2 separate regions of the Homo sapiens genome follow, and region 1 is linked to region 2. The links are chromatin loops, found by intact Hi-C in ENCODE. Cell type or tissue: HepG2. All regions are shown on one strand. Each heading gives the region's core, and the rest is flanking DNA. Links, peaks and the distances in the headings are about the cores only.

The links. A loop is a pair of places that touch in the nucleus more often than their neighbours do. Peaks named below come from ENCODE experiments on the same cell type or tissue, not always from the same donor. Only the 100,000 strongest peaks of a DNase experiment are listed, where the experiment ranks them.
Region 1: it touches region 2 in a loop (2.0-fold over the local background); 1 of 110 quality-filtered maps calls a loop at or near these places.

The regions. Positions count from the first base shown.
Region 1 is chr14:89,206,516-89,219,310 of GRCh38, forward strand. The region is part of intron 4 of FOXN3 (forkhead box N3); the gene reads right to left. Among named protein-coding and RNA genes, the nearest start is that of FOXN3-AS3, 140 kb to the right of the region's middle. In HepG2, for the core only: a CTCF peak has its summit at 7,860; DNase peaks (open chromatin) are centred at 5,606 and 7,916.
Region 2 is chr14:89,346,269-89,359,063 of GRCh38, forward strand. It overlaps FOXN3 (forkhead box N3), which reads right to left. Exons shown (of 6, transcript NM_005197.4): 3 at 4,404-4,540. FOXN3-AS3 (FOXN3 antisense RNA 3) reads left to right here and starts at 4,019. Exons shown (of 2, transcript NR_188029.1): 1 at 4,019-4,225. RefSeq lists a silencer at 5,148-5,197 and enhancers at 6,347-7,062, 7,404-7,503. In HepG2, for the core only: no CTCF peak of the experiment used is centred there; DNase peaks (open chromatin) are centred at 5,453 and 5,883.

The DNA.
Region 1 (12,795 bases), core at 3,126-11,125, 140 kb before region 2:
GACAGCGGAGGTTTCCGTTCCCAGTGGGGCGGCAGCAAGGACAAAAACATCTGGAGAGGCGCTCTGCAGGCCCGCCTGGCAAGCTGGTGGATCAGGTTACTTCATGACGGCAACTGGGTTCGTTCCGTACCATGAAAACCATATTTCATCTTTCAATAGGAAAAAAATTACAGCTAGTGTTATACAAGCAAAACGAAACAAAGAAAACTGGAAAACAGAGAAGGAAAAATCAACCACCGTAACTGCCATCATGCCTGCGGTTTTCTCTCATCCTTTCAACATTCTTCTAGAAAGAGTTTCGACTTTTTTTTCTTCTTTTTTTAAACTAAGCTTGCTTTAAGCCTAAGCCGTGCCTGGGAGCCTTCAGACTTTGACTATGCCAAAGGACAGTGTGGCCATAAAATGTTTAGGGGAAGAGATTTAGAGGGGAGCAGAGGGGAAATAAAAATGAGTATCTGTTTTTAAGCCAACAATTCAATCTCTTCTTTAACAATAAGAACAACAATAGTAGTAGCAGTAGCGGCAAGAGAAAAAGACAGTGGTAGATAAATATGGAAGGAGAACTCATGGTAGCAGGCACCTGTAATCCCCACTACTTGGGAGGCTGAGGCAGCAGGATCGCTTGAACCCGGGAGGTGCAGGTTGCAGTGAGCCGAGACGCACCACTGCACTCCAGCCTGGGCAAAAAGAGCAAAACTCTATCTCAAACAAAACAAAATAAAGCAAAACAAAACAAAACAACACAACTCCTCCAGCTTAAAGGAGACCTAAGGGACACATCCATCAGTTACAACGTATGGAACTTTATTTGAGTCTAGATTAAAAAAAAAACAACTGGCTAAAAAATTATAAGCTTTTGGGGAAATACAAACACCGATGGGATAAATACTAAGGAACTGTTAACACTATAAGGTGTGCTATTGATATTACTATAGTTGTATGTTTAAGAATCTGTAAATTATTGAAATACGTAATGAAATACATACAGAAGAAATTATATGATAACTGAGGATTTGCTCCAAAATCCTCATTACTTGGGGGTGAAGGAGGTGGTGGAAAGTGGGACAGGGGCAGATGAAATAAACTTGGCCAGGATTGATGACTGCTGGGTGAAAAGTATACAAGGGTTCATGATTCTGTTTTTTGTGATATATTTGAAATACTCTACAGTAAAAAGTTTTAATGGGGAAAAAATGGTAGCAAAATATACTAAACGTACTGTACCAGATGTGGAATGTACCCTTTGTCAACAAAGACAGGGCCCATAACATGGAGCTCCAGGTGACACTGTGCTCCAAGAATGCCATCAGGGAAGACAGGCTAGGTCTAAGCTCATTGAAGTTTTATTTCCCTCTTGCAGATGAGTTAAACTTGACCTTCCACTATAATCAGTGTTAAACAGTGGTTAAACCTGGTGCTTAAACAGCGTGAGAAGCACAGCAGGCCCAAGTGTGTCTGCCTTCAGTGCATGCCTGGTTGGGGTTGGGGGAGTCTATGCGGGAGGGGACAGACATGAGCACCCTTCTGACCCCTGCAGGCAATTAACTGATACTTTCAGGCAGGGAGTGCCATTATCTTTAACTCAGCAGGCATCACTGTACATAATGAGAGGTCATAATTATAGTTCTCTTTTTAAAATGTGACCACAGTATCCAAATTGACCTCTTGTGGCAGGCTGGCCTACATGCTGGGAAGTACAAAAAAAGGCGGGTACGGGCCCTACCCATTGGCGTGACAATGATGGGCAGCCAGGGTCCCTTTGCAACTTCTGAGGTCAGGCATCCGCGCTTATTCCCTGGGGAACTTCAATCTGTTTAGGGTTTACTAATTATCATTTTTCACTGAGTAGCATTTTACTTCTTTAAATAGACACAGACTAGCCAGGGCTTTTTACTGGGGAAAAGGCAAAAGCAACGACTCAAATTAATATGCCAGTGATGATGTGCATCTACTGTCTATCCATGGAATCACCAAGTTGAAAAGATCAATTTCTGATCATTTTTCCACTTTAGTATTTTGTAAGATTGCTACAGAGACTCTTTCACTTTAAAAATGCTGACTTATTATACTATTATACCTTATAATTGGCCCCACCTAGCAATATCTCGAGCTCCTACAGCCCAAACCATTATATAGACTGAACTGTCTGTGGGGAAATGCAACCTGCCTGGATTTTCATATAGACAGACTCTCTCAGTTCTAAGCACAGAATAATAGAATTTTTGAGCTAAAAGAGACCCTCTGAAATCATCTTACTGATGAACAGTGTGAAAAAGATCTACTTGAATTAGCGGGCTGGATGGAGGCTGAGACAGGAGCCAGGTTCAACCAGGGTCTTGAGCCACAATCTGCTCGACCCCTCCACCTGTCTCTTAAACATCAAAGAAGCTACATCCCAGTGATGCCTTCCAGAGAAACACAGAAGATCTCCCAGTTTTTCTTTTTTAACAACATTAGACAAGTCCTCTCAAAGGCCTCATTTCCTAACCACGCAACGACAAACACACTAAAATAAAATGAGGTACTCACCTACCTTCCACGGATATTTGGAAGAATAAACTTTTTGTTACTCTAAAACACTTCGGACTCACTGGATATTCCATATATATGAATGATATAAACAAATGTGATGATAAAATCACAGGGGTGAGGAACTCACAGAACCAGCTGTAGTTACCACCTTATCTGGCGGCCACGTTAATTCCAGTTCTTGCTTCCAACACAAAGCCCAGGCAGCTAATCTGTGCCTCTCCCATTCCTTTACGTATTAGGAGCTTCTGCTCCTTTACCTTTCCCCAATAGGTATTCAATAACCCTGACGAATGGCCAATATTTTTCCAATGATATTTCAAATCCTTAGCCAACACTAGAAAAATTTGAGAGATATTGGAGCACCAGCTAATTCCTTCCCGGCTGAAAGGAGGAACAGAAAATTCCAAAGTGTGACATAAACAGTTTCAGATAAATAGCAGACAATGTCACACCACAACATTTACACAGCGGAGTGACGATTCCTGCTTGAAGGCATGGGCTTTGAATAAATGGCCCTGAGAAATACAGTTTTTACCAATATGCTTTTCTTGAATAGAACCTGGGAGTGAATGATGTTCTCTATATTTGTAAACACTTCTTTATTCAGAAAAGCAAAACTTACCCACTATTCAGAGATGGCCAAAACTAGAGTTTAAAGAAAAGAATAATTGCTTTACTCCTTTTCTAGGCATGTCACTACTAAGAAATATGACTATTTCCTTTTGGTTCAGTAAAACAACACAAAGGAACAAGTCTAAATACATCACAACAACGGTATTTAATTGGGCCTAGTGCATTTGCATCTCAATATAAAGTCACTGCATGATATACCAATGCGGATGCACTGATGAACTTCATTCCACCATTGTTAACAGATAAGGAGAAACTTTTCGGTGGGAAATTCTTCATGTTTTACATTATTTATTGGAACATTTCATGTACTTACTTGGCTGAGAAACTCCAATTCCATGCTACACAAGTATTTTGCAAAATATGTGCCTACTTTTCACAGTCCCAGAACTGTGGCTTGACACAGCACCTAGCATACTGATACGGTTTGGATCGGTGTCCCCACCAAATCTCATGTTCAGTTGTAATCCCCAGTGTTGGAGGTGGGGCCTGGCAAGAGGTACCTGGATCATGGAGGTGGATCTTCCATGAATGGTTCAGCACCATCCCTTTGGTGCTGCTCTTGCAATGGAGTTCTCACAAGATCTGGTTGTTTAAATGTGTGTGGCGCCTGCCCCCGCCCCTCTCACCCTCCTATGAAATGCCAGCTCTCCCTTTACCTTCCTCCATGATTGTAAGTTTTCTGTGGCCTCCCCAGAAGCTGAGCACGTGCCTCCATGCTTCCTGTACAGCCTGCAGAACCGTAAGCCAATTAAACCTCTTTTCTTTATAAATTACCCAGTCTCAGGTATTTCTTTACAGCAATGCGAGAATGGACTAAGACACATACTGTTGTCACTCAAATACTCTATTTAAATAAAAGCCCTGATTCTCTAGAGTTTTGCTTTGCTGCTCAGTAAATCAGCCTCTACTATATTTATCCCTAAGTGTCATTTGCAGCATTAATTAACACAAACAAGCCACGTATTTAAAGACCATCATTTCCTATTTTAGTTACATTTTGGTTGTAGACTGCACATTTCATTTAGTTATTTGTCAGTGTAAGGACAACCTCAGCACCCAGTAATGGAAAGGGTTAAAAACAGAGGTGCTATCGAGTCAGCCCCTTCCTTGGGTGGTTCATCAGACAGGTTATCAAAGTGAAACACTCCATCGACAGGGTAAAATCCTGGCATCTGCTGAGTGGCAAATTCGGCTCACTTCATTTTGCTTTATTTTATTCTCCAAAGAAACTATACAGTTTGGACTACAGAACACAATTAATTTTTACATTTCTCCACTCTCTGGCAGCTTATTTTCTCCATCTAGACATGTTGCAAAAACCAAAAAACAAAAGAGAATAGCTAACAAAGCCATAGTGGATTTATTGTATTGATTCCATTTCACATAAAGATGTTAATTCATCCAATTCTTTAAAAAGTTTCATTACCTTTCAACTAGAATATACTGTGTCCCACCCAAGCCAGCTGATGTCACTCTACACGTTTCACTGTGCAGTTTTTACTTCTGGAGGGACCTGAGCCCAGATTCAAAGCAATTTTGGAGATTAAGCTTTGCAAGTAAATTCATTTTTATCACAATCTTCATGTTCCAAAGTGGCCAAGTTATCTTGGTCATGTTTATTAACTAAAGGTAATAGGAAAGATCCTAATCAGAGCTTCAGTGTATGCAACTGTAGAAACCAATTCTCTCTCTGGATGTGGACAGAAAGTTCTCAACTCCAACCACTGAATCTCATTAGTGTCCTGGGACCTGATCAACAGTACCATGGCTTGCTGATGACCACCCAAACAAAAGCAGTTTCTGGAGGAGCAAAGAGTCGCTTATACTGAAGAAAGAACAGGAAACAGGCTACAAAGAGGGATCTGGGGTAGGTGGTCAGTCCACAGGAAGACTTAAACCTGCAGAAAGTACATGTAGACACTGGGAATTTGTGCATGTTTCTGGAAAGGGTCCATAGCTTTTATCCAATTCTTTTAGGAGTGGATTATACAGAAAGGGGTAGCACTGGCTTCAGATTCACTCATCATTAGGTTGAGTCTCACCCCAGAGAGCATCAACAGAACAGAACGAAATTCTCTCCCCTTGCTAAAAGGAAGCATTATGATCCTTTGGTCTGGGATGATCCTGAAATATTTGCTATAACAGGAAGATGTGTTCTGCTAGGGACTGAATGTTTATGTCTCCCTAAAATTCATACATTGAATCCCTAACCTCCAATTTGATGGTATTTGAAGATAGGGCCCTTTGGGAGGTGATAGAGTTAGAGGAGGTCATGTTCTTCATGATGGGATTCGTGGCCCTATAAGAGTAGCATAAGTAGTGACCACATAAGAGAGATCTCCTCTTCCCTCTCCACACAAGCACAGAAAAAAAGGGTAGGTGATGATACAGCCAGACGTGAAAGTCTGTACACCAGAAACCATACCCTGCTGGACCTTGATCCTGGACTTCCAGCCTCCAGAACTGTGAGACAATACATTTCTGTTGTTTAAGCCACCTAGTCTGTGGTATTTTGTTATGGCAGCTGGAATAGAATAAGACATGTTCTTTGGCCAGTGTTATGTTATCAGAATCTCACAATTCACAAGGATCGTGTGTTGGGGGCACTGTGGATTGCTCCTTCAAACTGCGGAGGTTGGGAAGCTACAGTCTTCATCTTCCAGACTTCCTTGCAGCTGGGGTTCTGGGGGTAAATTCAGTTCTGCCAATTAGATGAAGTCAGGCTGAGGTGAGGTGAGGCCCCCTTTGGCTGTGTGAGTGGCCTGCAATGCTGCAGAAAGGCTGGGTTTTCCTGCCGTGACCTCCCAGTGCCCATTCTCCAGTGCCTGGGTGTCAAGAGGCAGTTGCAGGGGTGGCAGTGGGCTCTGGGTCACAGCCATGAGGTGTGTTCCTGACCACACAGATCCGGCGATGGCAGCCTGCCTGGTGGCTGGCTCCTTAGGATTCTGGAAATCATTTCTGAAAGGCTGGCCTGGGTCCCCCTCCTTTGGCCCTTCCAACAATTTTGTAAATACTTAATTCTTTGTATTGCCTCCCTTTCTGCCTCAACCCCTTAAACTACTTATCACTTCTGTATCTCAGACCACAGAACCAGGCACATCATTAAAATCCTCCATGTCTGGAGGGCCCAAAGAGCTGTTTGCCTCCAGGAGGGCTCTGCTGGTTTAATGAGGATCAGGTTTGACACCGCTAAGGAGCAGTTACTTTCTGGAGCTCATTGTTGCTAAAGAGATACGTTATAAAAAACTCAGGTCTTTTAAGTTGACAATTTCAAAAAGCCACTCAAAGGCAGACCAGGCCTCTGCAGTTTTACAAGGTTAGTAGAGGGAGGGGGAATTTCCTCATTTTGTTTTTCTGGACATAGAGATACCATCTGGGCATGCTCCTGGCTGCCAGCTAAGGCCTCCCCGTCCAACATCCTTCCCAGGCACAGGGAAGTGTCAGAGCAGATGGATAGAATGTGACCACACACCTGCTGCCCATCTCTCCCCCAACCTTCCATACAGCATTGCCTGGAGACAACCTCAGTTCAGCTCTGAATCCTTGCCTTTCACCAAGGGCCTCATAAGAAAAGGGTATCTGTGGAACCTTCGTAACTACATTAAATTCTGTTAAAGACATTTCTTACCTTACTCATTGAAAGCCCCAAGACAGGGGCTCATTCTTAGAGGCAGGCACTTCACTGGTATGTGTACTTATACCAGAAATAAGAGCTGTGTGTACCATATTTCTCTTTTTGCCTTAGCTGCTAGGAAACTCGAAGATGGGTTTTGAATCGGTCACTCTAGTTTCCTTAGACCCTGCAGAGTGACTGTCCCTCTCTCCCCTTTTTGAAACATATAGCTACTGTTTCAAAACCCTACCTTAAGGATGGCTGATTCCATTGTTTCTTGCACCTTATCATTATAAGTCACCTCTCTGTTTTGGGAGACAGCTGAAATATACAGATAAGTAAAACTTAAGTATTTGTTTTTGGCTAGCTACTGGTTTGAGGACATGAGCCTTTCAGCCCACCCTGTGTGGAAAATACTGAAGAGAGGTAATAAATAAGGCCCTTTCCCATTTGTCCTGGGGGAGGCAGTAAGACTGCCCCCACCCCAGAGGAAATTTGACAACTATGTTTCTTAAAGAAGGCATACAAATATCAAAAATTGTGGTGCAGTTGCTTAAGGCTATACCTAATAATTTATTAAGCTATTGTTTCTTCTAAATTTTATACTCACTGTAACAGTAACAAAGATAATATTACCATGTACATTGTTGACAGATGGGTCTTTACTCAATGAGTTTTCTCACGGATCTTTAAAGAGTTTAAAAACTAAGTCTCTTGGGGCAATATGCAAACAAAAAAAAGTGGCAAAATGTTCTGGAAGAAGTTACAAAGTTCCCAAAGATGAACAAATAATTCAGTGTGCCTTCTCTCTCAACTTTGATGATATATCTTTTTTGTTTGTTTGTTTAAAATACCTACCAACCAGTCTGGGCAGGTTTCGGATGGCCACTGTTTCCTTATCTGTAAAAGAAGGGGGTTGGACTAAACCTCTAAAATGGATTCTATCATCTGTGAAGCAAGCTCCGTCATCCTCAGCTCCACCCGATGTTGAAAGAGGACCAGGTTTGTACGTGCAAGTCCCTACTAGAGACCAGGTCCCTGCCTCCTGCACCGTGCGGATGACTGCACTCCCTTGGCTGGACAGAAAGGGTCACCCTTGCCAGGCCTTCTTGTTTGGTTAATCTCTTCACATCTATTTGCTCCGCTGCCCCGACAACTTAACAGCAAACAAAGGCCTGGGCTCCATGCCACTCACTCCGAATCAGGAACCTGCCTATTTTGTTTACTTTGGGGCACAAGAAGGAAGCAAACAGCAGCTTTTGTAAGTCAAGTTGGTGATAGTCTTCACTCAATTACGGCCGTGAAAAGAGGGAGAGATGGAAAGGACCCTTTTCCAGGGCAGGCACTTCATGCTGACCCACTCTACCCAAGTTTCCTTTCACTGGCATCGACCCTGGAAGTGGCTCGACTTTGAGGGAGCTAACCATATTTTCTGCACTTTGTCAGACTGTTTTTTTCTCAGCCCAGTGGGGACCACGTAATGTGAATGCCTTCTATCTAAGCAGAGTATTTTCTTGAAAGAAAAAGCACAGGCTACAACTAGCTCCTTGGGAGTAATACAATTCCATTTTCTGATTCTTATCATCAGGCCAGATGCTGCTTCTGACTATAAAACTATTACCGGGTAAGGTGAGGCAAGCCAAGTGCTTTAAATAAGCAGAATTAAAAGAATTTACCATCAGATGGTTAACAAGAAAAGGGAGAAGGTACATTAGGCGAGGGTAGTATATTCTATGGAAAATATTTTGCAAGGCGTCTAAACCAGACAAAAACAGGATTGGTTGGTTTATTACATAATTAAACTGCAGTCAGCAATGGGCAGGGTCTTCTGTCTTTTAAAATCCAAACTAGTTATTCAAGTTTCATTAGATACAGTTTAGAGATTCTATTTGGGGAAGGAACCCAATTTTTTTTTTTTTGTCTGGGTTAGAGTTAAAAAAAAGAAGTGCTGCTTTGCAAATCTGGATTCTAGTCTCAATAAAACAATCACAATCCCCTCCTCCTTCCTCAAATATCTTTTTTGCTTCATTTCTTCAGAGTTAGGAGAATAGAGATTTTTTTTTTTTTGGCAGAAAGCCAAAGTAATATCCCAACAAGATATCTGACTTCTTTACAGAGAGACATACTGTTTCATGTTTGATTTTGATTTTCAAAAGCAGAATAATTTTCACATCATTATATAAAAGGCTTCCACTATTTAAAATGTCATTTCTAAATTAATTTTATACCCCTGAGGCAAAATGCATCCGACCACATTGAATTCTACCCGTTTAAAGAAGGTGGGGACTTGGTGAAAGTGGCAGAAAAACTCTCAGTCTTTAGAACAAGAAGTCAAAGTCAGTTGTTTCTGGAAGCTGGTTTTGTTTTTCATATGGCATGTCTCCAGTTGTGAATCCCCATCAGATGAAATGCAGAAGAAAAGTGGCTCTTCTGTGCAATTTCTGCAGTGTGGCAGTCAGGAGAATTTGTTGGCCCAAGAGACCTACAGCAACATTCCTGCGTCTGGCGGCGGCGGCAAGACAGCTGAAAATTTGATGACTTGCTATCTTAAAATCTTAACAGCTGGGCAGATGACGGAATAATGAAATGGCTCCTTGTATCTAAAACTCTTCATCTCACCTTAAAGACAAGCCAGCATATTCTTAAGAAAAGAACCTCAGTGACCTCCTGATAAAGTATATTAATTTGCCAAGTGTTGTTCTAGAGGAATGCCTACCTTTTCTCATCAAAAGTCAGAAGTGACCATTTGTGCCCAGGAGCAAAGAGTTAAGCTGAGCAGTCCAGTGCCCTATGGGGCTACAGGTGCCTAGGCTGATGTATCCTAGTGATAGGAAAGTTGGTTAACAGGCACTTACAGAGGACTTCCTGTGGACACGCACACAGGTGTAGGGTAGGGGCTGGGAGGGAGGAGGTAGCTCAAGGAGGAATCATTCCAGCAATAAAAGGCTTTATGCTCTAATCGGGTACAAACTTTCCATCATCCCTGCTTGATAAAAAAGAAAAAACAGATAAACACAAAAACCCAAATGTTTACCCAAGGCAGAATCAGCTGTAAGGCATAGGTCAAAGGGGAAAATGTCTCGGCAGGTAAGGAGTTTATAACACCATCATAGAATAGATGCATTCAGAATGCATCTAAGCCACTCTCCCACAACCTAACCCGGGTGCCCAACATTTAGTGCCAGAACCTCTGGAACTACCTTCCAACAGGTCTCCCTGCCTCAGTCTCCCTCCCTGCTATCCCACTCTCCTCATGGGACCACACTCAGGCCCCTTTTTCCTTCTAAGCTTCTGTAGGCTCTTCTCCATCCTTCAAGATGGTCCAACTCTGCTCTCCAGCATTCAAAGCCCAATGGCTTGTGGCCCTTGCTGAACCAAATGTCCCCCAGCCAGGTTCTCACTGACCTCAGGCCAGGTTTGGTCTTAGACGGTTTTATCCATGATGCCACCCATCTAGAATCACTTCCCCAGACTTTCTTCCTAAGAAAACTGTTCCCACCCCTTAATGAAAATCCACCTTCCACAATCCACAATCCTCATTGTTCCCTGCTGCGTGTGGCTGTCATCAAAACCTTCCACAGCCATCTGATTTTCCATTTTTATTACCCTACAACCAGGCCAGATGCTTCTTGAGGGCAAGGAGTGTGGAAATGGCATCTTCTTATTCTCTATATCTGCCCTTCCCCCAGCCTGGCCCTATGCTGTGCTGATTCTGTTGAAGATAACTCTTTAATTTCTCTTTTAGGAGGATCCTGGGTAAACGGGGTATGTAAATCTGGAAGCTGCTCAAAAAAGAAACAGTTGTTTTAGGAAAATGACAAGGGTGTGAGATCTCAAAATGTTTTTTTGGTTCGTTTTTGAGACAGGGTCTCACTCTGTCATCGAGGCTGGAGTGCAGTGCTGCGATCACAGCTCACTGCAGCCTGGACCTCCTGGGCACAAGCAATCCTCCTGTCGCATTGCAGCCTCCCAAGTAGCTGGGACTACAGGCACCTGCCACCACACATGGCTATTTTTTTCCTTTTTGTAGAGATGGGGTCTCTCTATGTTGCCCAAGCTGGTCTTGAACTCCTGGGCTCAAGCAATCCTTACTGTCTTGGCCTCCCAAAGTGCTGGGATTACAGGCATGAGCCACCACGCCTGGCCTCAAAATGTTTTTATGTGTTCTTCACCTCTGCCACGCCTAGCTGCTAGTAAGAAGAGTGCCAAAGACTCAGAGTCCTGGAGCCAAACACATCTGGGTTCTAATTCGCCATTTCATTCACTTGCTGTGTGCTTTTGGGCAACCCACTTCACTTCTCTGAGCTTCAGTTTCCTCTCCAAAGGGGACCATGCACCCTAGTTCATAGGGAGGTGGTGAAGAATTACATCTTCTTTAAAAGCACAATTAAAAATTATATTTAAAATAGTCTTGGTAGTTCCTTTGGAAATGTCAGCTTCCCATGCCCACCCATGGGTCCCAACAAACTACCAAAGGGAAGGAACAAAGTCCAGTCCCCGCCAGCTTTGCAGTGACCCACTTCCCTCCTGTTTGTGGGAGCCCTCCCCAATGCTGAGCCTGCAGCACTGCTGCCGGGCCTGGCTCGCTATGCTGGTGGCTCCCTGAGGTGCTGGTGCACTCAGGCAAAATGAACCGAACATCTGTATTCTATTTGCTAATGAGCAATCATCATTTGTACCTTTTTCCAGCCTGGGATTCAGCTGCTTGGAATACTAATGCCATTAGAAATTGGAATCTTTTTTGAAAAACACATACTCTTTTAGCAAAACCCGGTTTCACTCACTGACATTTTTATGGTTCCTGGGATTCCTTGGCAATTCACTGCTGGTTACAAAGCCCTTAATTCCCCCTGGGCCCCTCTCCGCCATGCCTGCACCTATCTGTGTAATATTTGGGTGTGTGGGTGGGGATTGGGATCCAGAAGACTTGACTGGTCCTAGACTTGCCTTTTCAACTAATTCAGTGACTATGATCGGACAAGTCAATGGAGCATTCCTTTTTAATCATGTGATTTTTAATTAATCACAAGATTAATACAAGACTACAACTGCTTATTTTAAAACTCAGGTCATCACAAGAGAGGTCACCCAATCCTATTCCCTTGCCTTTTCCCTAAAGGTAACCTTACAACCTTGGTGTGCACCTGTCCTGAGCTTTTTTCTATGAAGATGAGCATCTGTGTCTTTCAAAACAATTGAGTATTAAGTTTGTGTGTGTTTTACACATGTGAAGACAAACGTATACATTGTTCTACAGCTTGCTTTTTTCATTCAATGATAAGTTTTGTCTTCTATTCAAGAGGGATATGGCTCATGCCTTTTCATTGCTGAAATTCAATCTATTTCAACATTTCCCTGGTCATGAACATTTTAGGTTGTTTCCAATCTTTGGCTTTTATAAAGAATGCTGTAGTGAGCCTCCTTGCACACGTCTGGCTGTGGACATGTGGGGCTGCTTTTCTAGGGAAAGTGACTCAAAAGAGACTTTCTGGGTCTTGCTTTCCTCATCTGTGAAATGAGAGGTCTGGACTGAACAGTCACCATTATGACCCTACTTCTATTGTACGTTTTGTGGCATTAGGAACCAACGTAGGAAGCCTTTGTTTCTATACACAAACTCTATTCTCAATTCAGCACCCGCTAAGACTTTCCCTAACCTTCCAAGGTCTTCCATAAGCAAAGCTCATTTATTCTTATTTTCTCCTTTTATTTAACAGATTGTTATTCTCAATCCTGCATCTTTGTCAACTCCCTTCTTCCCCTAAGAAATTCCTGCTTAATACTTGACAGGCACTGATATGGTTTGGCTCTGTATCACCACCCAAATCTCATGTCGAATTGTAATCCCCACATGTCAGGGGAGGGAGGTGGTGGGAGGTGACTGGATCATGGGGGTGGATGTCCCCATCTCGTGACAGTGAGTTCTCACGAGATCTGATGGTTTAAAAGTGTGGCACTTCCCCTTCTGTCTCCCTCCTGCTTCCATGTAAGACATGCCTTGCTTCCCCTTTGCCGTC
Region 2 (12,795 bases), core at 2,094-10,093:
ACTAAACTGCACAGTTAATTCATATTTTGCACATTTTCCCCTAATGTCCTTTTTCTGTTCCAGGATCCCATCCAGGACATCATAGGACACATTTGCTCATCATGTCTTCTTAGTCTCCTCTGGTCTGTAATAGATTCTAAGACTTTCCCTGTTTCTGATGACCTTGGGGCTTTGAGGAGTGAGGATCAAGTTATTTTTGTAGAATGTCCCTGCTGAAGGACAAAATCATTGTTTGATGTTTTTCCCATGACTAGACAGGGGTTATGAGTTTGGGGAGAAAGACCACAAAGCTGAAGTGCCAAATTTATGATGTCCTACGAGAGGTACCCGGTATCAACATCACATCACTGAGGATGGTACTTTCATCACCTGTGGCATACTGTTCACCAGGTTTGTCCACTCCAAACTCCCTTTTCCAACCTTTTCCATGCTCTCATCTTTAGAAGTAGGTCATTAAGTGCAGCCATTCCAGGAGTGGAGAGTTCCGTCCCACCTCTTTCAGTGGAGAAAGAGCTACATCAAGCATTTGGAACCCTCTGAATGGGAATTGTGTCTCTTCTCTCATTTATTTGTTTGTTTATTTATTCAATCATTTATTTCTATCAGTCTGGACTCATAGGTATTTATTTTATATTTCCAGTTATAATCCAACACTATGTTATTTATTTTGCTGCTCATCACCGTCCCAGCTTTGGCTACTAGGAGCAACTTCAGGCGAATCCCTTTGACACCCCTGCCCCCCACCCCACCATTTTGTTCTTTAAATATTTCCTTACTTTCTGCTTCTCCATATATTCATCAGCAAAATGTCTCCCTTAAGAAAAGGGTTGCTATGGGGTGATTTATGCCTCCCCAAAATTCCTACATTGAAGATCTAGCCCCCAGTACATCTGAACATGACCTTATTTGGGAACAGGGCCATTGAAAATGTAATTAGTTAAATAGGATGAATTATTACGGGAGAAAGATGGGCCTCTAAGCCAATACGACCAGTGTGTCCTTACAAGAAGGGAAAATTTGGACATAGACACCACATGGAGAAAACGAATGCCAAGTGAAGGTGAAGGCAGAAATCAGAGTGATGTTTCGACAGGCCAAGGAAGGCCAAAAGCATTCCAGCAAAATGCCAGTAAACCACCAGAAGCTAGGAGAGAGGGGTGGAACAGACCCTCCCTCACAGCCCACAGAAGGAACCAACCCTGCCGACACATTGGTCTCGGACTTCCAGCCTCCAGAACCTTGAGACAGTAAGTTTCTGTTGTTTAAGTCACTTGGTTTGAAGTACTCCACGCTGAGCTCTGCACTTCGATTAAAAACAATTCACAAATTTGGTATCAACAAAGCAGGTGTGGAAGAACATCCTAACATACATTCAAAAGGGCACTTTAGAAAACAGAGGCATGGGCCGGGCGCGGTGGCTCACGCCTGTAATCCCAGCACTTTGGGAGGCCGAGGCGGGCGGATCATGAGTTCAAGAGATTGAGACCAGCCTGGCCAACAAGGTAAAACCCCATCTCTACGAAAAATACAAAAATTAGCTGGGTGTGGTGGCGCCTGCCTGTAGTCCCAGCTACTCTCAGGCGGCTGAGGCAGAAGAATCCCTTGAACCCAGGAGGCGGAGGTTGCAGTGAGCCAAGATTGCACCGCTGCACTCCAGCCTGGAGAGAGAGCAAGACTCCGTCTCAAAAAAAAGCAAAAAAGGAAAACAGAGGCACGGGTCTACACATCTCAATATTTAGCATGGTATTTGGATGTGAGCAAGGTCTGGGCAGTGCTCTCAAATGTCTCGCTTTTCCCGCAGCATTTCCAGCCACCTGCAGCTCAGTTCAGAGTGACATTTGCCAAGCACACCTGCAAGTCCTAGCAATAACCGCCCATCTAGTATAATCACCATCTTCTTCAGGATGCTAAGTACCAGCCCCATGAAAGCCAAGCACTTCCCAGGTACCCCTCACAGCGATCCAGCAAGGGGCTGACGGGTGATTCCCCGCATCACAGTGGACCCAGCCAGATCACGTCAATTCGGCATTTTGGGGTCCCTGTTTAATGACTCGGTGTTTCACTTCCATCTTCTCTAGGTCATGTCAACAAGTGGCCTGATGGCTTAGAATTGAACCAAATGCCACATCACTGTTAAGACACAGAAATATTGTACAATTACCCAGTGTTCAGTGGCTTCAGTGCAATTTCACACACTAGAGGATCCTGAAGCAAACTCTCAGCTTTCAGATGAAGGGATGACAGTCCCCAGGAAAGAGAAAGTGACTTGTTCTCATGGACTTAAGGCATGGAAGAGGCAGACTAGAATCTCATCTGTCATCTCCCTCCACCGCCAGTGACCTCTGTGGAGGTGAAATCTAAGCACCGCATGGGCAGAAGCAGAAACTGGTTTTTTTTCCCCCCTCAGTCAACTGGGGATAAAGGCTGGAGGTGACGGAGTGGGGTCTGAAATATTCCTTCGGAAATGATTTTCATTACAAAAGCTCTGGTTCATCTGCATTTTTATGTCTATATTAAAAATCAAATGAAGTCATTAAGCTAAGGCCAGCTCAGAATGCCTCTCGCCTGAATATGCATTCCTGTTCCAACCCCCAGAGCTCCTCTATAATCCTTCGAATTATTAAATAATTACTGTGTTTCCCTCGGGGTCACATTTGGCAACAAAATACTGGTCTAAAGGAACCAATGACATGACCCAGTGAGTAACACTCATGTTCTTAACTTCCTAGAAGCAAAGGGAGATGAAATACTTCTGAGGTGCAGAGTGGAAAACCCAGAGAAGGGTATTCCATGCAGCTTGGAGAGTCGGGGGGTGGGGGTAGAATGACAAAGAAACATGAGAATCTGGGAAATATTTCAATAATTAGTGTCACGTCCTCCTTCACCAACCTTGTACATCGGCAATTCTCCACTCCAATCCTGGTTCTCTTCCATTTGGGGAGTGGCTATGGCCACAAGGAGAAAACCAAGCATATGGCTCTGTCCTTCTGGACATGTCTACTATGTTGGCTGGGCTGCTTTGGAAAATCCCACTTTCTCTCCTACAGCTATATGACCTCAAGTTGTCATTTCGAATAAAGTATGCTTCCACTGATTTTTATGAACACAGACAAAAGCTGCTACAACCTTCCCCCCCACACACCAAACCTTTCAAATCAACTGTAGTTGCTATGTAAGGTTATTTGTTTCTAAGGCAACAGTGTATATCTAAGTACTAATGGCCTGTCCTTTTGCCAGGCAACAAACAGCCTTGTGATGCAACTGCACCTGTCTCGGCTACGCGTTACTATGGAGACGCTCCAGTTGCTATGGGTACCATCACGCTAATCGCCTAGCAAAGGCAGACATACAGCAGTCTTCTCAGAGAGCCCAGCTGTTCCTCCCTGTCTCTTGCTGAAGACTGATTGTCTAGGGCCTGTGATGGAATGCTTCTCAACTGAGATGCAGAAGAACTTCATTAATGCTATTTCAGAAGATCACTTTGTGCTCCCTCCTGCAGAACAAACAGCAGACTAGGAAAAGAATCTGCAAAGAAGTGGACTGTAAAATTCCTGAAGTCTATGACATCATGCCATCCCTAATTAACCTCAACTTGCAGTCCAAGGATAATTCCTCTTAACTAGGTGGTTACGATAGAAACATTTCTATACATTTTTAAATATTTTTTTGTAGAACTGAGGAATGCACTTCAAATTCAAGTACTATGTATTCATAAAAATTGATCTTAAAAATTTGGTTCTGATTATTTGGCTCTCTTTTGGAATCTAACATTAAGACACTTTTTAAAAAAGTGACAGGCTACTTACCCTCCCTTCCAATGATATATTTGTAAAAATGGTACCCATGACCTTACTGTCTCAAACAAATGGGCATGTGAGGAGGATAAAATGTCTCTATTGTTTCTACTGTTCTCCTTGAAGAAGCAAAGACCAAGTAACCACAACAAAATGGTCACCTGGGAGCACCGTCTACATGGAGACTGCGAAAGACAACAGTGGGGACAACTGAGTGAGCCTCCACTGAATGTCTGCAGAGACCGGCCAGATGAGGGGATGATGGAGTTGCCTGCTTGACTCGTTCCTGTACTTTTATCCCAACAAAACATGACACACACCGAGATGTGAAAGCTGTCGACTTTTCTTTGTAAATGTTTCTACCCAGGAAGACATGATTTCACCCACCATGAAGCCTTCTGGAAGCACATTCCTCTGACGCTGCAGCAGCGGTAAGGTTTGTAGGAAATACAACAGTGGATATGCCTCCTAATAATACTTAATTTCTTTCTCATTTACCTGCAGTTATTTTTAAAATCTCGTACGGCCTATTAAATTAATTTCCGCGCAGGTCTCTGCCAAAATAATGCCATTTCAGTAGACCAAAAAAAAGAAGTCTGAATTGCTTACCTTTGATATGCCTGAGGACAGGTGGGAGGTGTATTGAACACGTGTGGGTGTGGGTGATAAGGTGTCTTTTTCAAAGCCTGAATTAGATTTTGTCTATACTCTGGGTCTATGCACCACAACGACCCTTTCCCAATACTCTGCAAAGAAAATTAAAATACAAAGGCATTAATAGAGAATTATTAAGTACTTTGCAATAAGTAGATGTATAGCTATTATCACTTCTTTATTTTTAAAAGCTTCTCATTTGTTGACTGTTTGCCAGCCTTAAATATTATACTGACAGTAGAACTCCATAAAATGCACTTCAATCTTACTTGTATTATGTTTGATAGGCAAAATGAACATATTATTACCAGGTTATGGTGATACAACAATATTACAATTTTCATACCCAAACTACCAATAAAATGAGAATCTCATTGTTTTTCAGCGTCAACATTGAAGAACACGTGCATTCTCTTCTAAAAATGAATTTAACTGTGTCAGATTTCTAAAGTTTGGGGAAAAAAAAAAGAGGGCCGAGACACCCCCAAAAGTCCATCTCTGCTCCAGAAATTTAGTTATGTTTTAAAACCATATGACATCGGGATCATTTTATAAAAACAGAAAAGTAATCCCCTTGTTTCTTTCCAGCTTACTCACAAAAGAATGACATTTACTCTTGGAATAGAATTCTGTAATTACCTTCCCTAAGCAACAAAAGAACTCAGGCAGCAATGGTAAAGCCCAACTCAGAATCCACTATTTATTTTTTGGATTCCTCAGTTCCCAGCAATCGACTCCAGCCATTAAGAGTTGAATCTTTAGAAGTCAAACTTTAAAATGCAAATTTTCTAAAACCGTTCTGTGGAGAGAGGGAGGCTTCCTGTGAGGCCCACTTCCTGTGAAGCGTTTGGTCTATGGACAGCCTATTTTTAAAAATGTAAGTCCTTCCTTTGAGGCCCCCCGGAACTGGCAGCAGGCCGACGGGCAATCGTTCCTCTGGCCGCACACTTTCAAGTGACCGAATGTACCCAAACTGTTTGATAAGGTCATTTGTAAATATTTACTGATTTGCAGAGAAAAGAAGTTAAATTACATAAACCCGTGCCCACCTCCTGCTTTCAGCCAACAGTAAGATTGATGTTGTCCTCCAACATTTAGAAAGCAAACAAGAAGCTGTTTAACTAACATGGGGGAAGGGGACAATCCAAGAAAATCCCACTGAAGGAGCTGTAAAAACAAGTTACTCCTAAAATCTTTTTAAAAGTTTAAAAAAATCTGTGTTTCATCATCAGTTCACCCGAGTAGTTTCCTTACAAACATTATTCACAGAGCCCATTAAAATACTTTATTATCAACAACATCAGCAAGCCGTGCAACTGGAATTAACTCTTTCTGGTGCAATGAGAATAGGAGAATTGCTCAAAACCACAGCCAGGGGCTGGAACCTCTGACCACTCTAGTCACCCACCCCCACGTGCAGGCCTGACCCCAGACACAGGTCAGAGTCTGGCTGGACACTCTATGCTTAAACATCAATGTTCTCAGTTTAACCAACCGGATGTTTAAAGACCTGAAAGATTTCAACTTTGGAAAATTCAACATTCCTACGTGTTTTTTCCTTTCACGCACACATTCTCAAACCCAGAATAGTTCAGGGGGAGCAGTGAGACTTTGCAAGTAAATCAGGCGGGCCACTCAATAATCTGCCCTGGAAGCTTCATCCCTTCCTTTGGAAAAGAGCTGTGCAGAAGAAAGCCAAAAGCTAAGGAGTGGAGAGGTTTGGGGGGAAAGACAGGAGACAGGTAACTACCAAATTTGGAAAACATAAAACAAACCACCAAATCCTGTCAACAGTAGGGGTCTGGCCTGATTCCATCAAAGGCTCCCGGTGGAGCCCTGGGCCAGTGGGACCTGCCTTTCTGATCCCTTGCACCCAAGGCTCCAAACCAGCAATAGCTACACTGAGGGCCATGGCTGACATGTGACCCAAACATTTCTGCAATGATATTGTCTCAATTCTGGAAACCCAATGGCTTTTGTTCTCATCATGGTGGCTTTCAGGGTGGGACCATTTAATCTTAACGCTACAAAAATAATATGACAAAGAAATGAAGGACAACCGGTTGGCCTTCTCAGGGAAATAACCGTAAGCCAAGAACGTGGTTTCTCCTAATCCTAACCTAAGTGTTTGTTTACTGTACCCTTGTATACCCATATTAATGTATGCTACCATTTAAAAGCTAAGCAGATTGAACCCAGGAGCCAGAAGCTGCAGCGAGCGGAGATCGCACCATTTGCACTCCAGCTGGGGCAAGAACAGTGAAACGCCATCTCAAAACAAATAAATACATAAAAATAAAAACAAAAGCTAAGCAGAATAAACCCCCAGGACTGTGCAGGACATTCACAAGGTAATTGATCCAGATGCAGAGAGGCAGGCTGAAGAATAGTAAGAACAGGTGATCTGGAGCCACACAGACGTTTCCTGAGTGGCCCTGCACAAATCACAGCGCCATGGGAAGTCTTGCTTCCTCACTGGTAAAACAGTGACCCACTTAGAGATAGCTGGGAGGCTCAGAGATGGCATAATATAAAACACCTTCAGTAGCGGCCCTACCTACAGGTACTCAATAAATGGCAGACAGCATCATGAAAATCTCCTTTTGGACACAAGAAAGACAATGAAACTGGCTTACAATGTCTTTCATTGAACCATATCTGATTGATTTTCATCTCCAACAGCAGCGGTGGGAAGGGCCTCCAGCAAACAGATGGGACGAGTGAAGATAAAATGATCATCTATTTGAATGCAGTGGTGGTCCTGGCTCAACAAATTCACTGGGAAGAGCTTTTTGACATTCTCAGCTCCCCCTCTATTTTCATCACTCCCTGCATCTGCTTTCTATGAACCCCACACCCCACACTCACTACTGGGACTTCTCCCTTGCTAGGGAAGCTACTATCACTGACTCATGACTACCTGGCTGCTGAAAGTCTTTTGCCCAGGTCTCTGCACTGTCAACATCAAGCTGAGGTTTAATTCCATACTTGGTCAGTTCATTGTGGCCATCTCCCAAAAAAAATTTTTTTTTTGAGACAGTCTCATTCTGTCACCCAGGATGGAGTGCAGTGATGTGATATCGGCTCACTGCAACCTCACCCTCCCAGGTTCAAGTGATTCTCGTGCCTCAGCCTACCAAGTAGTTGGTATTACAGGCGTGCATCACCATGCCTGGCTAACTTTTTTTTTTTAAGGAAAGAGATGGGGTTTCACCATGTTGGCCAGGCTGGTCTTGAACTCCTGCATTTTCAAGCATTTTCTTGGGTTTCATGTAACAGTTTGGAGTAGTAAAATGGTTTACTTGAAAACTTTAAAAATGGAAATATGCAAAGGATAGAATGCTCAAGTTTCTTAGGCCAGGAAAAATTACATTTAATGTTTCTAATAGGAGAGAGAAGGCTATAACTTGATTATAGTTGTGTAGTAAGTTTGAGAGTTGGAGCTTTCTTAGAAAAATATCTGCATCTCATCTGAAGACAAGAATATGGAATGCTTTTTTTGTTTGGTTTTTTTTGTTTGTTTTTTCTTAGACAGAGTCTCGCTCTTGTTGCCCAGGCTGGAGCGCAGTGGCACAATCTTGGCTCATTGCAATCTCCGCCTCCCAGGTTCAAGCCTCTCCTGCCTCAGCCTCCTGAGTAGCTGGGATTACAGGCACCCGCCACCACGCCCGGCTAATTTCTGTACTTTTAGGAGAGACAGGGTTTCTCCATGTTGGCCAGGCTGGTCTCAAACTCCTAACCTGAAGTGATCCGCCCACCTTGGCCTCCCCAAAGTGCTGGGATTACAGGCGTGAGCCACTGCGCCCGGCCGTGGAGTGCTTTTTATTAAAAAAAAAAAAAAAAAAGAAAAGAAATAGGCCAGGTGCGGTGGCTCATGCCTGTAATCCCAGCACTTTGGGAGGCCGAGGTGGGTGGATCACCTGAGGTCAGGAGTTCGAAACCAGCCTGACTAACATGGTGAAACCCCATCTCTACTAAAAATACCATAATTAGCTGGGTTTTGTGGTGGGTGCCTGTAATCCCAGCTACTTAAGAGGCTGAAGCAGGATAATCTCTTGAACCCAGGAGGCAGAGGTTGCAGTGAGCTGAGATCGTGCCATTGCACTCCAGCCTGGGTGACAGAGTGAGACTCCGTCTCAAAAAATAAATAAATAAATAAATAAATAACTGTGAGGGCCACACACCATTAAGTGTCGGGGAATTCAAAATAATAAGCGAAGAATATTCATTTATAGGAAAGTATGCGTGTGTATTCACACTCACATTTTTGTGTGTATATATACACTAACACCCCCAGAAAAAAAACTGAGAAAAATTACATGGAAAAATGAGTAAAAAAAATTATGGATGAGCCCAAGTTTCTTTTAAAATTAAAAACCACCTGGGGGAATAAAAATCAACTCTCTATTAAAAATAAAAAATCAATGCACAAAAAGAAAAGCAAACAAGAGCCCATATTGTAGGAAGAAATGGTTAGCAAAAATGTAAAAAAAAAAAAAAAAAGTAATTTTTTTTTTTCTTTTTGTGGAAATGGAGTCTCACTCTGTCGTGCCCAGGCTGGAATGCAGTGGCGCAATCTCAGCTCACTGCAACCTCCGCCTCCCGGGTTCAAGCGATTCTCCCGCCTCAGTCTCCCGAGAGGCTGGGATTACAGGTGCCCGCCACTATGCCCGACTATTTTCTTTTTTTTTTGTATTTTTAGTAGAGACGGGGTTTCGCCATATTGGCCAGGCTGGTCTCGAACTCCTGACCTCAGGTGATCCGTCTGCCTTGGCCTCCCAAAGTGCTGGAAATACAGGCATGAGCCACTACGCCCAGCCTATACTTTAAACATTGTTATTCAAACCGTGGGCCAGATACATTCATGGGTCATGAAATGAACGGAATGGATCATAAGCAGCACTGTTTTAATGGAACAGAATGTAACAAACTAGAACCAAATAGAATGGACTACCATATATCTGCAGTAACATATAGTGAAATTTGTATTTGCATAGTTGTGTATATACATGTTTACTGATCACCAAGTAACATACACTTCTTACTGGGAAGCCGGGTCAACAAAGTTTGGTATCCACTGATCTAGGACAGTAGTGTCTGGTTGTGTTTTTTCCCCCTTCTCACCACTTGTGAGGAAGAAAGCCCCCTATTAGCAACAGTGGGGGACTTACACGTGGCTCTGGGGCAGTGCCTAAAGAACGGGGATAAGGAGGCAGGCCCCATGTCAAAGTGGAGCAGGCACCACCTCTGCCCAGGCCTGTTCTGCCCTGGCCAGGGAGGGATAGCCTGTAACAATTTCAGTTTGTGCAGAACATTCAGGTATGAAAAGAAAAAAAAAGAAAAAAGAAAAAAGGACCAAAAAAAAAAAAGTATGATTTTTAGACTTTAAAATTAAGACAGGCCAGGCATGGTGGCTCACACCTGTAATCCCAGCACTTTGGGAGGCCGAGGTGGACAGATCACCTGAGGTCAGGAGTTCAAGACCAGCCTGGCCAACATGATAAAACCCCATCTCTACAAAAATACAAAAATTAGCCAGGCATGATGGAGGGTGCCTGTAATCCCAGCTACTTGGGAGGCTGAGGCGGGAGAATCACTTGAACCCTGGAGGCGGAGGTTGCAGTGAGCCAAAATCGTGCCATTGCACTCCAGCCTGGGCGGCAGAGCGAGACTCGATCTCAAAAAAATATATAATAATAATAATTAAATTAAATTAAATTAAAACAACACAGAAAGTTTACATTTTATAACAACCTTATTATGCAGATGATATTTACACTTCAGAAATATTTAAGACAATTGTAACCCTGTAAAGCTGATGAGATATTAAAACAAGACAAAAACTGAAAACGAAATGGAGTGGGGAGCTGGGTGTGTGTTGGTGATCTTGAAACAATAGCTTTTGATGTTTCTGACACACCATTTTGGAGGGTGCTTCTAACACTACCCACCTTCATTCATTCCTTCATTCATACGCTCATGCATTCATTCATTCATTCCTGTGGTGCCTACTACATGCCAGGCACCATGAAGGGTCCACTTGTGAATACAAAACAATACAAAAAGGAGACCGACCTCCTGAAGCTTGGATTATAGATGGGAAAAAACACAGTAAGTAAAGAAATAAATAAGCAAGATTATGACAGACTGTAATACCTGCTAGGAAGGAAACAGAATAAGCCATGAGTTAGAAGAAAGGAAGTTGCTGCTGTGTGAGAAATAAATGGGCTGGAAGTGGCAAGAGCACCTGCAGAGAACTGATATGACGGTCCAGGACCAAGATGACCATGGGTGTTGGTTCAGGTGGGCAGCAATGAGACGGAGAAAGGAGGACAGCTCCCGAATGTACTCTGAGGCCAGTTAGCGGCTCACACCTGTAATCCCAGCACTTTAGGAGGCCAAGGCAGAAGGACAGCATGAGTCCGGGAGTCTGAGACCAGCCTGGGCAATACAGTGAGACCCCATGTCTACAAAAAATACAAATAAAAATTAGCTAGACTGCTGCTTGAGCCCAGGAGTTGAGGTTACAGTGAGCTATGATTGTGCCACTGCACCCCAACCTGGGCAACAGAGCAAGACCCTGTCTCTTTCTTAAAAAAAGGAGATAGAGCAGGGCGTGGTGGCTCACGCCTGTAATCCCAACACTTCAGGAGGCTGAAGCGGGTGGATCATCTGAGGTCAGGAGTTCAAGACCAGCCTGGCCAACATGGTGAGACACCATCTCAACTAAAAATACAAAAAATTAGCCGGGCACGGTGGCATGCACCTGTAATCCCAGCTACTTGGGAGCCTGAGGCAAGAGAATCGCTTCAACCTGGGAGGCGAAGGTTGCGGTGAGCCGAGATCGTGCCACTGCACTCCAGCCTGGGAAACAAGAGTGAAACTCCATCTCAAAAAAAAAAAAGAGAGAGAGAGAGAGCTAGAAACCTGATAAACAGCAGTTGACACTGGCAATGCAGATCAAGTAGGAGAAGTAATTGATATTCAGTAATGGTGTGGGATCATTTGATTTTCCATATGAAAAAATATGTATATAAACATATACTAACTGGGTTTGTGTACATATACTTTGTGATGTTCTCATGATGATGCAATTGCCTAACGACGTATTTCTCAAAACTTATTCTCGCTATTATGCAACGCGCGACTGTATCTGGAGGAATGGACTGCATAAGCCACCTCTCTCCCCTCTGCTATACCCTCATTGACCCCAACCTTTCTAGCAGAAGCTCATAAATGTCATGGTAGGCCTGAGATTGTCTGGCTTTAGAGGTTTAACATCAACTGGTTCCTCTGTAATAGGGGTTAGTAAACTTTTCTTAAACAACTTCTCTTTCTGTTACCAGGTCCTCTAATGCATGGCCAGGTCCAACGGCTTCTCAAAGTACATTCTATAGTCTCTGTAGGTCACATGGTCTCTGTTGCAACAACCCAACTCTGCCATCATAGCACAAAAGCAACCATCAATGTAAACAGATAAACGTGGCTGGGCTTCAGTAAGACCTTATTTGCAAAAACATTATCCATAGTTCACTGCCCACTGCCCTACAGCTCCAATACTGGTACCCAGGACTGAGACTCACAACTCCCAGTTTTAGGAAACTTAAAAACCAGAGAAGGAGTTTTCAGGGTTAAGGGATTTGGGCTGGGTCCTGTGGGATGGGTGGGGTGTGGATGATGGCCTAAGTCAAGTGCTCCAAGGTCGAAAAGGAAGACCCCCATTGGGGGATACAGACACGGACTAGAGTAAGTTACCCCATCCGTAATAAGAACACATACCTGGTTGGGCTGCACCTACCATCACTGCCTTGAGTAATCATGGCATACATGCAGCTCACTCCCCACCCCGGGTCTTAGTTTCCTCATCTATAAATTAGGTGCTGAGATGAAATCATCCCAAAGGCCCATCATTCTATGCTTTGGGAACGTGTGATTACAGATTAATTAGAATACATGGGTCCTCATGTCTCCAACTCCTTCACAGTTTCAACACAGCCAGCTTTCTGTTCTAGGCCAGTACCACCCATGTGTGGGGTCAGTGAGAAACACATTATTGTGCTTTCAAAGGGGAGCCCTTACTTGGCTGACATGGACATTGGAGTCAGACAGACCCGAGTCTGAGTCTTGTTTCAATTTCTCAGCTGTGTGGACTTGGGCAAAATACATAACTGCTCTGAGCTTCAAATTTTTCATCCATAAAATGGGAGTGAATTAATAATACCTGCTTCACAAGATTGTTGTGAGGATTAAAGGAGATAATATTGTGCTTGCTTGGCACATGGTAACAGTTCAATAAATATCAGCTCTCGGGCCAGGTGCAGTGGTTCACACCTATAATCCCAGCACT